2 separate regions of the Homo sapiens genome follow, and region 2 is linked to region 1. Evidence: chromatin contacts called from ENCODE Hi-C or POLR2A ChIA-PET data. All regions are on one chromosome and are shown on one strand. The core of a region is the stretch at or near the end of the contact, and the rest is flanking DNA. Distances in the headings are between cores, read along the strand shown.

Region 1 (7,098 bases), core at 3,167-5,666:
AAGAGTAATAGATCTTTTGCGAGAAGAAAACAAGGGAACAGCCATAACTGGGGCTGCCGGGGAACGGAGAGGGACAGGAAGCAGAGGAGAAGAGAAGGGGCTAGCAACAGCAGCAGGATGCTCATGCAGGGCTGTGCAGGCCCTTGGGAGCAGCCTGGGTTCTATTCTTTGGACGCTGGGGGAATTTCAGCCGAAGCAGGCCAGGAACATTCAGGTGTCTCTAATGGTTACTCTGGCTATTGTGTGGAGAGAGGCCTGGAAGGGTCAAGCAGGAGAGGGATGAGGCCTCACAGGGCAGCCACAGGCTCCTGAGGCTGGGTTGGTAGGGGAAGGACGTGAGAAGGGGACAGATTCAAAAGCTACTTGGGACCTATGTAGTAACCATCTGAATGGCAATCTATGTAGATTTTTGCAGTGTGTCTGTGTAGTGTGCTGGGAGCAGGTATTTGTATTTATCTCTGTGTACTTATGTCTAGGCCAGTAGGATAGAGTATCTATCTGTTCACCTGTGTCCTCAAGTTATGTATTATGCAGGGGCCTCTGTGTGTGTCCAAAGGTCTGGCCCATAATTCTTGGCTCAGTGTTAACTTTCTTCCTGCCTCCAGGTTCACCCACCCATCCTTGATGCTAGGTTCTGGTGTACCTGGTCACCCAGCAGCCATCCCCCACCCGGCCATTGTGCCCCCCTCAGGGAAGCAGGAGCTGCAGCCCTTCGACCGCAACCTGTGAGTGAAAAGACAATGATGGCAGGGGGTGTGTCAGTCAGGATACACATGCCTCCCCACCAGGCCTGAGGACTGCCACGAGGTCCCTGCCTAAGCTGTTTCGTGCCTCTGGCTATGTTTTTGATCCTCAGAAGTAGGAGGGGGTGGGTGGGATGGGGAACAAGGATTTTTCTGAGCCAACAGAGGAGGGGCTCAGAAGTCCTTAACACATGCTTTTCCCACTTGTCTGTAGTGTTCCTATAAGGAACAGTTACTTAGCTGTCTGCTCACCCATTTGGGGGCAGCTAGGAAAGATTCCACTTAGAAAACTCTGGTATCATACACTTAGGCACACTCTAGGCCCACGCTAGAGGAGGAGGCTGCAATTAGGTGGGCACTCGGGGGGCTCCTGAACAATCTGGATTTGTGCCCCTCAGGAAGACACAAGCAGAGTCCAAGGCAGAGAAGGAGGCCAAGAAGCCAACCATCAAGAAGCCCCTCAATGCCTTCATGCTGTACATGAAGGAGATGAGAGCCAAGGTCATTGCAGAGTGCACACTTAAGGAGAGCGCTGCCATCAACCAGATCCTGGGCCGCAGGGTGAGACCATGGGCAGGTGGGCTGGCAGGGATGCTCCCCGACCATCTTCAGCCTGGTGCAGCCTGCTGACTCCCTGATGCACCCCACCTGCCCCTCTTCCCTGTTGCAGTGGCACGCGCTGTCGCGAGAAGAGCAGGCCAAGTACTATGAGCTGGCCCGCAAGGAGAGGCAGCTGCACATGCAGCTATACCCAGGCTGGTCAGCGCGGGACAACTACGTGAGTGCCTAGTGACACACAGCAGGGGTGGGCAGGGGACCCTTTGAGATACCATGCCCCAGGCCACAATCTCAGTAAGGAACGCAGAACTACTGTCCTGAAGGCACCGATGAGGAAGGGCACGGAGGGTCCAAGGCCTCCCATGGCTGCCTCAGAAGAGGACAAGCCCACATCCTATTCTCCACTCCAGAATATGCTCACACATGAGCTGTTACCCAACATTTGATTGGGCCACATGGGCAGAAGGGGAGAAAGGGGTCTGGAAGTCACCTCCTTCCATTCAAACTGGAGACCAGATTGGGGTGAGGGAAGAGCTTCTAAATGCACTCCATAGCAGCCTAGCAAGACCAGCAATCAAGAAACACCAGCACCCCAAGGTAGGAGGGGCCTGTACGCCCAGAATCCCAGGGTTACCCAAGCTAGGCAGCAGGCTGTGGGTATCCCAATGTCTGCCTCCCAGATCTGAGCATCCCTCCTTTTGTTCCCTGCAGGGGAAGAAGAAGAGGCGGTCGAGGGAAAAGCACCAAGAATCCACCACAGGTGAGACCTTCTCTCAGCAGCAGTGGAGGCTCCTCTCCATGTCCCCATTTCAAGAGCAGCCCTCCTCTGACCCAAAGGGAGGAACGCGGTACCCAGCTAGGAGCCTTCAGGGCCTGGGGCCTATGAAAACAAGGCCTGCATCTCACAAGTCAAATTCCCATGCAAGAAACAGCTATATTATACTAAGTCCCAGGGAAACCCAGCAGAACTGGCTTCTGCTGGGTAGAATTGGAGTAGATGGTGCGTTCCTCTGCCTTGCACCCACTACCTTTGCTAGCTCCACTCACCAGAGAAACCAGCAAAGAACTGACTGTATGGTTTGATGCTTAGCCCAAACAATGTCCTGGCTAGTTCTGCTGAGACTGGGAGAGGCTGAGCTAGGCCCCATGACTAGGCCCAGTAGACACACAGCCTACTGGCTGGAGCCTGGCAATTTATCACCCCCACTTCAACATTTTTCATGGCAGTGCAAAGTGCTCTATGTAGAGAAGCCCACACCCTGCTGCAGGCCTCCTTCCTAAGGGTGAATTCCTGCCTCTCTGGTAACTGAGACTCCACATCCCTGACCACCTCAGCCGTGCTGTCCCCACACAGGGAAGCTGGAGGCTAGGACTGGGACAGAGCAGGGCAGAGTTCCTAGCCCTTTTTCCAAGGCAAAGAATAGGCCCTTCCTTCCATCTGCAAGTGTGTAGAACAGCATAAGGTATAGCCTTCAGCCTTATCCCTTGAAGGAATGTAGGTCAAGAATGAAGAAAAACTGGATAAAATGGGTAGGGAGTTGGGGAGGAGGTGGGTGGCCCTAGGGCATAAAAGGCTGGATCTCCATGGTCTTCCTTGGGCCCCTCTGCAGCCTCCATGCTGCAAGGGCCCCACAAGCCACAGAGATGAGCCAGATTGACAGGACTCCCTCCCTCCCATTCTTCCCACTGCCTCTACTGCGTACCTGGGTGCCCACCTTTCCTGATATCTTGGCTCTGGGCTCTTGGGCTCCCACTGGGGCTGGCTGTGCCATGGAGAGGCCCACTCTGCCTATGGGGGCTGTAGGGTGTCTATAACTGGCTAACACTGATGTTACCTCTTCTTTCTGGGCCCTGCTCTGCCCCGCTGCCTGCTCGCCCTCTGCCCTGCTCTACCCCTCTGGCATGGCTGTGAGCAGACCCTGGCTCGCCTAAGAAATGCCGTGCTCGCTTTGGCCTCAACCAGCAGACGGATTGGTGTGGTCCGTGCAGGTGGGTTTGTCCCCACCATCGTTCTCCCTTTGCTTTAAGCTGCTTCCCTGACTCTGCACATGTTCCACTGGGCCTGCAGCCCACTCCTTTGGCCCCTCAGCCCACTAGCATACTCAGCAGATTGGGAGCCCAGGCCTCCTGAGAATAGTAGTAAATACTGAACACAGCGCGTGGAGAAGACCACTTGGGTCTAAGTGCAGGAGGATTGGAGAGAAAGACACAGAATGTTCCAGAAAGGAAGGACAGACTCAAGAAGGCAGCTCTGATGCCAGTGGGCCTAGCAGGTCCTCAGCAAACAGACAGCTCAGCCACCACTAAGGGGGCCTGGAGCCCATTCTACCAGGCCTCAAAGTCATTATGGCCCATGGGCTCCCTCACTTCCTCTTCAAGATGGGATCCCTGCCTGTACCATCCTGAGCCCTTAATCTGAAAAAGCAAGGTGACAACAACACAGAACCATCTGGTTGCCAGGTAGCCTTATGACTTGCTATCTTGTACCTACTGATACCAAAGGGCTGGAGAGGCTGGGGGAGAGGACCCAGGGGGTACCCTGGGCTGTCTGAGGGAAAGGGCTCATGTGTTTCACCATACAACAGAGAAATACTTGTGGGTGTGACAAGGTTTACCCAACAAGTGGTTAAAGTTTCCTCAGTCAGTTTCAGGCCAGGCCTGGCAGGGCTAAGATAGAGGGTACTCCAGGCAGTAAGGCCACTGGCTCTAAGGAACACTTGTCCAGCCTCTCAGTGTACCCACCACACTCCCTGTCCAAGGGCAAGGAGGAGTTTGGGGTGTGTCTGTGTATCCACATACATATGCACGGTGGGAAACAACCCTGTCTTCAGGGGAAGTTCTATTCCATTCATTCCATCAGAGACAAACTGGCCCAGAGAACTCAAGGATGGTAATGGACAAGAGTCACTGTCCATGTCTTCTTCCTCTAGCCCAGCTTGAGGACTGGGATGGCTGGGCAAGGAAGCCATAGGCATTGCGGCCCCTTGCCTTGGTGCAGATGTGAGTCCCACAAACACATCTGGAGAAGCTCAAAGGCCGGGACTGGGAGATGACTCCCTTGGAAGACAGGAGAGATGACTCCCTTGGAAGACAGATGACAGCCCATAGGCCTAGTGACAAAAGGCCCCTTTGCCACCTTGTGGCTGTTCTGGGAACTGCACCTGTCCTAGGTCTGGGCCAGACCAAGCAGAATGGCAGTCTGAGGACACTGACTTACCACCCAAGTCCCAGGAAGAGAGGACAAGGAATCAGCCAGGCCTGTGCAAAGGCAGCATTTTTTGGTTGTGGTGTATGACTATGAATTCACCCTCTGTTTACAGATAACTCTCTTCACTATTCCTAGGAGGAAAAAGAAATGCATTCGGTACTTACCCGGAGAAGGCCGCTGCCCCAGCCCCGTTCCTTCCGATGACAGTGCTCTAGGCTGCCCCGGGTCCCCAGCTCCCCAGGACTCACCCTCATACCATCTGCTGCCCCGCTTCCCCACAGAACTGCTTACTAGCCCTGCGGAGCCGGCACCTACATCCCCAGGTCTCTCCACTGCTCTCAGCCTCCCAACCCCAGGGCCCCCACAGGCCCCCCGCAGCACCCTGCAGAGCACACAGGTACAGCAACAGGAATCTCAGAGACAGGTGGCCTAGCAGGCACAGGACACCTGGCCGCCTCCAGGAGCCTACCCCCTGAAAGTGACAGAGACCCAGATCTCATGGAAACTGGCCAGGGGTCCTGTTAACGTCATCTCAGGGTCCAGACCCTGAAGATTTCAGAGGCTGCAGGACTTCTGCCTGAACCTGGGGTCATCGATTCAAACTGCTCCAAGTGGTGGGAATCAGATCTGTCTTGATGTGTCATCTAATTAAGGGAATCCCTTGTACCTATGGCTGCCTGCATCTATTCTTTGTACCATCTGTCTTGCCAGCCAGAAGCCTCTGCCTCCCTAGCTTTTCTGCTATAGGTCAGAGATGGGCTGAACTGAGCCTAGCTACCTTCTCTACCCATCTCCCCCATCCCCCACTGCCACACCCTCCCCATTCAGACACTTCATGGACCAAGAATGAGCTGGTTTGTCAAACAACATGTGAGCATGGTCACAAGCACAAAGCTCAAGATGACAGCTCTTCTAAGGAAATGGAGAAGCTCTGTTTATAAAAACAAAAACAAAACCAGCTGCTACTCATAAGTTGGACCAGAGGAAGCCCCTTACTATGATCTCAGGAGCTTGCAAGAAGCAGGAAGGGGAATGGAATAGGTTAAGTTTAGGCCTATCAACCTAAGCAACAGAAATAATCTGACACTACCTTATCAGGCAAATTGGGGAGGGGAGGGTGTATCTAGCTCTAGTTCAAATTATTTGGAAGTGTTCCCTGAGAAACCCACCAGCCTAAGAAGCTCTGGCCCCAGGCTTGTCACTAGCAGCTGCAGTCAACAGTTCAAAGAAGTCATGGCCCAAATCCAGTGTGCACCCCTCCCCATTCACAGAGCCTTTTTCACAATTCCATTTCCAGTTCATCTATGGCAGTCCAGCCAGCTCCTGGGCAGCTTGAGAGGGCAAACCCAAAACCTCATGACAGCCAGAGCCTGTCTTTCAGCATTCAGTCCGCCTGGCCGGCTCCAGTTTCCCCATGGGGCTGCGGGACAGAGGACCATTACAACTAGATCAAGGAGCCCAGAAAACCTCCAGTAGTGGACAACAGGTTTTCACCATAGCCTACGTTAACCCATTTTTGAGCCAAGCTTCAACCCTCAGCCTTGAAAAACAAGTCTTTAATTTAATTTTTGTTTTTTGCCTAAATCCAAAGAAAAAGGGCTGCCGGGCCAGGCGCGGTGGCTCACGCCTGTAATCCCAGCACTTTGGCAGGCCGAGGCAGGTGGATCACCTGACGTCAGTAGTTTGAGACCAGCCTGGCCAACATGGTGAAACCCTGTATCTACTAAAAATACAAAAATTAGCCGGACGTGGTGGTGCGCGCATGTAATCCCAGCTACTCGGGAGGCTGAGGCGGAAGAATCACTTGAACCCGGGAGGCGGAGGTTCCAGTGAGCCGAGATGGCGCTATTGCACTCCAGTCTGGGTAACAGGGAGACTGCATCTCAAAAAAAAAAAAAAAAAAAAAAAAGGGCTGTCCATGTATTCACACACCCCTCAAAAAAAGCCTTTAGTTCCTACTTTAGCCACTGGTTTCTCAGAATCCAAAGATCACATATTCTAGTGTAACACTGCAAGAAGTCTTGAGAAAAAGATTATTGTAGTGTTCAAAATATTTTTGTATTGTTAATGCATCATCATAGAAAAACTTTTAAACATGAGAATAAAGATACTTTTTACTGGGTTTGTTTTTCAAAGCCTGACCCTGAGGAATAAGCTGTTTCAGTAACAGAGCATGATATTCTTTCCTTTCCTTCTCCACAGTCAGGAAACTTGGAGTTTGTTTCCTATGGTACATATGTTCCCAAACCTCCAGCCTGTAGAAACCAGGGATTACACTTGTCATCTCCCCTAAAGGGGTGTGGGCCCTGCCTGCCTCACCTGAGAGCTATGCCTATACTCCCATTCCAAGCTTTGCTCTTAACCCCACAATGATGCAGGCCAGCCTGCTCCCCAGTGCTCATATAAGAATAAATGAGTTGCCAACTGCCGTCCATAAAGGCTGACAAGACAATTCAACCTGAAATAGGTACACATGACCACTAGGCTCCATTTTCCTCTGAGGGCAGAGAGAAAAGAAAACATTCCACAAGTGCATATCCTATTTCAAGGAAAACAAGAGCAAACGAGTCTTTTATAACCTATTAGCAC
Region 2 (7,098 bases), core at 1,326-3,825, 440 kb after region 1:
CTGTGAGGGACAGAGGTTACATTAAGACTCAAAGCATCTTAGCTTCTGGGGCCACTGACTTAGTTGTTTGCCACAGAGAATTGACCCATTTCCTCTCCAGAGCAGTAGACGGTAGGTTCCCAAGGGTGCCTCCAGATCCAATGTTCTGAGTCCACAATGCACAAGGTATTGGAAGTAAATTTGGGGTGGAGTGTGTGTGTGCCCAAAATGCCCGTGGAGGGAGGTCTCCCTGTTAGGGCACCTGGGAACCTGGAAAAACAGGCTGTGGATGTTCTCTCAGCCCCAGCTCCAGCAGCTCAGCTGTGAATGGGAAGAGCTCAGCGTCCTCAACTGTGGAATCAGCATGGGATGCTGGCAGGAAATCAGCCCTGGGGCTGAGGGGGTATCTGGGTGGCCAGCCCACCTGGCCATGGTAAGAAACTGTCAGCCCCATGGCCCAGCTGCCGTGGACTTGGCACCACAGCTTCTCCCTCCTCCTGCAGCCAGCCCAAAGCAGGACCACAGTGATCCAGAAGAATGACTCAGGCTTGCCCCTCACTCTAAAACCACACCTGTGTCGGCTGGGCCAGGTGGCTTATACCTGTAATGCCAGCACTTTGGGAGGCCAAGACAGGTGGATCATTTGAGGTCAGGAGTTTGAGACCATCCTGGCCAACCTGGTGAAACCTCATCTCTACTAAAAACACAAAAAATTAGCCAGGTGTGGGGATGCACACCTGTAATCCCAGCTACAGGGACTAAAGGGAGGTTGAGGCAGGAGAATTGCTTGAACCCGGGAGGCAGAGGTTGCAGTGAGCCAAGATCATGCCACTGCACTCCAGCCTGGGAGACAGCGCAAGAGTCTGTCTTTAAAAAAAACAAAAATAAAAACAAACAAAATAAATAAATAAAACCTCACCTGTGAACCTAACCCAGCTGATAAATGTAGGGCAGGGGGATTCAGGGTACATGTTGGTCTGTTCTTTAGAAATATAGTGCAAGTCACATTTGAAATTCTAGTAGCCCCATTTTTAAAAAGTGAAAAACAGGGCCAGGTATGGTGGCTAATGCCTGTAATCCCAGCACTTTGGAAGGCCGAGGCAGGAGGATTGCTTGAACCCAGGAGTTCGAGACCAGCCTAGACAACATGGCAAGACCCCATCTCTACAAAAAAAAAAATTTTAATTGGCTGGGCATGGTGGCGCACACTTTTAGTCCTAGGTACTCGGGTGGCTGAGGTGGGAGGATTGCTTGAGCTTGGGAGGTTGAGGCTGCAGTGAGCCATGATAGCACCACTACACTATAGCCTGGGCGACAGAGTGAGACTCTGTTTCAAAAAACAAACAAACAAAAACAGATATAGGGAATTTTAATAATATATTTTATTTAACCCATTACATCCAAATGTCTTTAAACATGTAATCAATGTAAAATAACTATTAATGAGAGATTTTGCATTCTTTTCACAATCCAGGGTGTATTTTACACTTACAGCACATCTCAATTCAGACTAGCCACATTTCAAGTGCTCAAAGCCACATGTGGCTAGTAGCTACCCTGTTGGGCAGCAGAGCCCTAGAGACCCTCAGCCTTCCCTTGAGTTGCCCAGGAGTCATCCAGGCTCCTATGGAGTGAGAGACAGATAGCCATGAGGAACCCCTGACCCCCTTCCCCAAGGGAAGGCAGGAGGTTGAGGACCACCAGGCCTGGCCCTGCATTCCCAGCCCTGGTCCCTCTGGGATCCTCTCTGCACCAGCCTACATGGCTGCTTGAGGGTGGGAGTCTCACATTTGATTAGCACTCCTAGGCTTCTCCCCTGGAGTTGGCTATCCCTGCCCGCTGAGAGCCCCTGAGTGTGGGACTGGAGGAGGATGGCACTGACCTGGTCGCAGCTCCCTCATGGTGGGCCAGTCCTCTTGCCACCAGGACTCACAGCTGATGGCATAGGGATCTGATGGGAGGCTGGGGGTGGTCTTGGGGACTACCTTTGTTTTTGTTTTTGTTTTTTTGAGACGGAGTCTCACTCTGTTGGCCAGCCTGGAGTGCAGTGGCGCGATCCCTCCTCACTACAACCTCTGCCTCCCGGGATCAAGCGATTCTCCTGCCTCAGCCTCCCAAGTAGCTGGGACTACAGGCACTCGCCACCACGTCTGGCTCATTTTTTGTATTTTTAGTAGAAACGGGGTCTCACCAGGCTGCCCAGGCTGGTCTCGATTTCCTGACCTCGTGATCTGTCTGACTCGGCCTCCCAAAGTGCTGGGATTACAGGTGTGAACCACTGCGCCCAGCCTAGGGAACCACCTTTCATTCATGCAGATATTGAGATATTGATTCAGCACTCACTGAGAATCTGCTGCAGGGCCCTGAGGACACTGTGGGGACAACACGCCCCTTCCAGAGACCAGGCCAAAGTGGGAGACAGACTTTAAGTAGATAATCACAAATCAGTGTGCAGTGACACACTGAGACTGTGCTGCTAGTGAGAGAGTATTAATCTGTGGGGTGAGGAAAGTCTCCATTGCCCTCTCTGAATTCCCTTAGTCGCTCCAAACTCCTGCAAGATAGGGTCTGGGGCGCCCCCTGCTGCCCGCTAGGCCCTAGCCCTGGCAACTCCCACCGCGGGTGGCAAGGCCCACAGGGCCAGGGCCAACCCCTCATTTCCAGGTTGCAGAGCTCCAGCCTCCCCCTCCTCTGTCCCTGCTGAGGCTCCTGCACTCCAGCACCTCCTGCTGCATGCCCCCTTGCCAGCCAGGGCAGAGTAGAGTCTTCTCTATCAGGCTTCAGTGACAGGGTGGTTGTTAAGGGACGAGGCGCCTCTTGGGAGAATAAACTATTGGCTGAGGTCCGCTGGGTGCCCAGTCCCGGGTTGGATGGGTGGCTAAGGAGACCCAGACCCTGCCAAAGAAAGGAAGGAAGTTCACAGCAGAGTGGAGAGAGAGAGAGCACTTGGTCCTTCTAGAGCTGGCCTCAGTCCTCCTTGCAGCCTCCGACTGTGTTCAGAGCGGCCAGAGGAGGCAGCAAAGGCATCTTTTCTTGGCGATGAAAGCTTCAGGACTCACATAGGCACCTCTGGCCCATGCTGGAAATGCAGGTAGCTCCAAGTGGCCTCGCAACTACCCTGTCTCAAAAAAAAAAAAAAAAAAAAAAAAAAAAAAAAAGAAAAGAAAATTAAAATAAAAATAATGAATAAAAAAGAGGAGGGCCGGGCGCGGTGGCTCACACCTGTAATCCCAGCACTTTGGGAGGCCGAGGCAAGCGGATCACAAGGTCAAGAGTTTGAGACCAGCCTGGCCAACATGGTGAAACCCCGTCTCCACTAAAAATACAAAAATCAGCCAGGCATGGTGGCGGGCACCTGTAATCCCAGCTACTCAGGAGGCTGAGGCAGGAGAATCCCTTGAACCCAGGAAGCAGAGGTTGCAGTGAGCCGAGATGGTGCCATCACACTCCAGCCTGGGTGACAGAGCAAGACTCCATCTGAAAAAAAAAGGAGATTGGCCAGGAGTGGTGGCTCATGTCTGTAATACCAGTGCTTTAGGAAGCTGAATTGGGAAGATCGCTTGAGCCCATGAGTTCAGGCCCAGCCTGAGCAACATAGTGAGACCTCATCTCTACTGCAAAAAAAAAAAAAAAAAAAAAAAAAAAAAAAAAAGAGACAGGGTCTCACTCTTTGAGATAGGGTCTCACTCTGCTGCCTAGGCTAGAGCACAGTGGTGCAATCACAGCTCACTGTAGCCTTCAACTCCTGGGCTCAAGTGATCCTCCCACCTCAGCCCTTGGTCTCTCAAAGCTCTGGGATTACAGGCATGAACCACCATACCTGTCTGAAGAAAATTTTTTTAGAGAGATAATAAAATATGGACTTCAAGGCAGCCTTTTGAGTTCAGATGGACTCCCTGCCAAGAGTCAAAGGGAGGGAAGAAAGGATGGGGTTTCAGTCAAGCAGGTGGCTTAAGGGCAAGCTCATCGTAGCAGAGTATTGCTTGGCCCCCAGTACTCCAAGCCAGGCCTGAGCTCAGAAGCATCCGCACCAGCCCATTCTGAGGAAACATGGGTAGGGATACAGGGTCCCCATTTGCTGGCTGGAGAGATTTTCAGTGGGTAGGAGGGAGGCTGTCAGATTTAGCAAATAAAAATATAGGGCATGTAGTTACATTCAAATTTCAGAGAGTAGTTCCTCAGTACATTTTCCAAATATTGCATCCTGTATTTTCCCTGGCATTCCTAGTGGGAAGCCTCAGGTCCCTCTTTCCACTGTGTTCCAGGCAGGGGGCTGAGGCAGGAGCATGGTTTTCCATGTTTTATACACTGTGGCAAATCCTAAACTATCCCAACAACCCCAACATGATGACACCTACAGTGTGAGAACAATGGAAAATGGGCTGCAGCCAGTGACCCAGGACACAGCTGGGCCTGTCTTAACTCAGCCACAGCCTCCCTTATACCTGACATTCCAATCCAATGCTGAACAGAAGCTCCGTAGTGTCCTTGAAGGACCTCTGCTCCCCAGAGCTCACAAGCCCATTTATTTGCTGTCTCAGCTCAACATCTAAAGAGTTCAGATTGGTGGGAGCACTGTTCACAATAGCCAAGAGGTAGGAGCAACCTAAATATCCATTGACAGATGAATGGATAAAGAAAATGTATACACATACAATGGAATATTATTCAGCCTTAAAAAAGAAGGAAATCCTGTCCTGTGCTACAGCATGGATCAACCTGCAGGAAATTATGCTAAGCAAAATAAGCCAGTCAAAAAAAGTCAAATGCTGTATGATTCCACTTATAGGAGGTACTTAGAGTAGTCAAAATCATAGAGCAGAAAGTAGAAAGGTAGTTGCCAGGGGCTGGGGGGAGGAGGAAGAGAATTGATTAGGAGGCACAGAGTCAGGACGGGAGGGTGGTTCCAGGGCTCTGCTGCCCATCAATGGCATGTGGTTGACAATATTGTACTTTACACTTGGAAATTGTTGGGAGGGTGAATTTATTTTTTTATTTTTGAGACAGGGTCTCACTCTGTCACCCAGGCTGGAGTACAGTGGCACGATCTTGGTTTGCTGCAACCTCTGCATGCCCCCAGGCTCAAGTGCTCCTCCCACCTCAGCCTCCCGAATAGCTAGGACCACAGGCACACACTATCATGACCAGCTGTTTTTGTTGTGTTTTGTTTTGTTTTGTTTTCTCTAGTAGAGCCAGGGTCTCGCCAAGTTGCTCAAGCTGGTCTCAAACCTCTGAGCTCGAGGAATCTCAAAGTGCTGGATTACACGTACCTAGCCCGGGAGAGTGAATTTTGTGTTTTTGGGGTTTTTGTTTGTTTGTTTTGCTGCAGTTTAAGAAAAAAATGATACTGTAGAAAAAAAAAAAAACCTGCTACATGTAATACCACCCAACTGCTTTGTTGCAACAAACATAATGTAAAGCAAAAGAAACCATTTTATTTTACTTCTGGGGAATTTTTTTTTTTAAGATAGTTTCACTCTGTCACCCAGGCTAGAGTGCAGTGGCACGATCTTGGCTCACTGTAACCTCCACCTCCTGGGTTCAAGCAATTCTTGTGCCTCAGCCCCTCAAGTAGCTGGCATTATGGCACTCACAACGAGCTAATTTTTGTATTTTTAGTAGAGACAGGGTTTCGCCACATTGGCCAGGCTGGTCTCAAACTCTGGCCTCAAGTGATCCGCCTGCCTCAGCCTCCCAAAGTGCTGGGATTACAGGCGTGAGCCACCGTGCCCGGCCATCAGAAGAAACCATTTTAAAACAGTTTTTTTTTAAAAAGAGTTCATGTTGGGCCTCTGCTTTTCCTAGAGCACCATCCGTGACTCCCCTAAGTCCCCCAACTCAAACTCAAACTCAAAGCTCTTTTGAAATTATAATCACCTCCCTTCCCTAAAAGGCTTTTTGCACACTGCTCTAGGAAATTACGGCTGACCCAGGAGCGAGAAGTCTTCTCTCTGCCACTGACTTGATGGACCCAGCTACTTGGGAGATACTTCTGCATCTGTACAATGGGAGAAGAGGTTGGGGGATATCTGTGACCTCTGAAGTCCATCTCCTGTGGGGAGGGGCTGTGGTCAGAGGGCAAGGGAAAGCTTTCCAGTGTTACCGGATGGAAGGTCTTGACTGTGAGTTGTCCAGGTTCTTACGCACTGAACGAAGAATTGAACAAAACACACAAAGAAACAAAAGAACAAAGCAACGAAAGAAGCAATGAAGGTGATTTACTGAAGTGGAAGTACACTCCACAGAGTGGGAGCAGGCTCGAGCAAGCAGCTCCAGAGCCCCATTGCAATGTTCTTTAGGGTTCTTATTAAACTAAAAGAATTTGGTGGCTGGTGGATTAGAGCTCACGCCTGTAATCCCAGCACTTTGGGAGACCCAGGCGGGTGGATCACTTGAGGCCAGGAGTTCGAGACCAGCCTGGCCAACATGGTAAAACCCAGTCTCTACTAAAAAAAAAAAAAAGAGAGAGAGAAAGAAAGAAAGAAAAAATTAGTTGAGCATGGTGGTGTGCCTGTGGTCCCAGTTACTCTGGAGGCTGAGATGGGAGGATTGCTTGAACCCAGGAGGCAGAGTTTGCAGTGAGTGGAGATCAAGCCACTGCAATCCAGCCTGGGTGATAGGACAAGATTCTGTCTCAAAAACAAAAAAAGAATTTGGTAACACTCCTAGGTACCCTTTAAAGGCCTCCAGTTGGTTATACCCTATGACAGATTGGCCAGCAACTAATCAGAGGCTGAAGTGGATACTTGGCCCGTGGTCAATCAGAGGCTGAAGTGGAAATTTCTGTCTTGTTATCACAGGAGTGAGGATGTGGCCTGTATGCTGCCTAATCTTGCCTAGAAGTGGCTGCACCTGCTGTTCTTTTGCTTATGCCTTGATCCTTGGTGACCCTAATTCCCTATTCTCCTATCTCACCAGGGCCCTTTAACTTGAGGCCAGCTGGGTGAGGTGGGGCTAGCTGGCAGATGGGGCTGGGTGAGCCTCCATACACAACTTGGGCAGAGGAGAGAAGGAAGAAGCTTTATCCACTCAGCTTGTCACCTTTGCACCATCAGAACACCATTGTGGCGGCTGACTCATCTGTCACCAGGTGAGTGTGCCATTAGGAGCACAGGATTA

Evidence for each region. Hi-C counts contacts between places; a loop is a spot of excess contacts on that map. ChIA-PET counts read pairs that join two places held with the same protein, here RNA polymerase II (POLR2A). Pooled maps may share reads with other maps.
Region 2: a pooled map shows a loop between it and region 1 (2.2-fold over the local background). The contact joins two enhancer-like sites. A Hi-C loop is called at or near these places in 1 of 50 pooled maps. POLR2A ChIA-PET finds 5 or more read pairs at or near these places in 6 of 52 experiments (GM12878, K562, T-cell and 3 more).

Annotation. Positions count from the first base shown.
Region 1 is chr5:134,141,580-134,148,677 of GRCh38, forward strand. TCF7 (transcription factor 7) reads left to right here. Exons shown (of 10, transcript NM_003202.5): 6 at 606-725; 7 at 1,142-1,304; 8 at 1,414-1,521; 9 at 2,013-2,061; 10 at 4,645-6,631. The coding sequence ends at 4,724. Among named protein-coding and RNA genes, the nearest start is that of TCF7, 30 kb to the left of the region's middle. RefSeq lists enhancers at 4,157-4,236, 4,347-4,396. Within about 2 kb of position 4,417, at least 2 of the 41 ENCODE cell types and tissues checked have a DNase peak (open chromatin) inside an H3K27ac peak, as active enhancers do.
Region 2 is chr5:134,584,401-134,591,498 of GRCh38, forward strand. No RefSeq gene overlaps it. Among named protein-coding and RNA genes, the nearest start is that of SAR1B, 45 kb to the right of the region's middle. Within about 2 kb of position 2,576, at least 8 of the 41 ENCODE cell types and tissues checked have a DNase peak (open chromatin) inside an H3K27ac peak, as active enhancers do.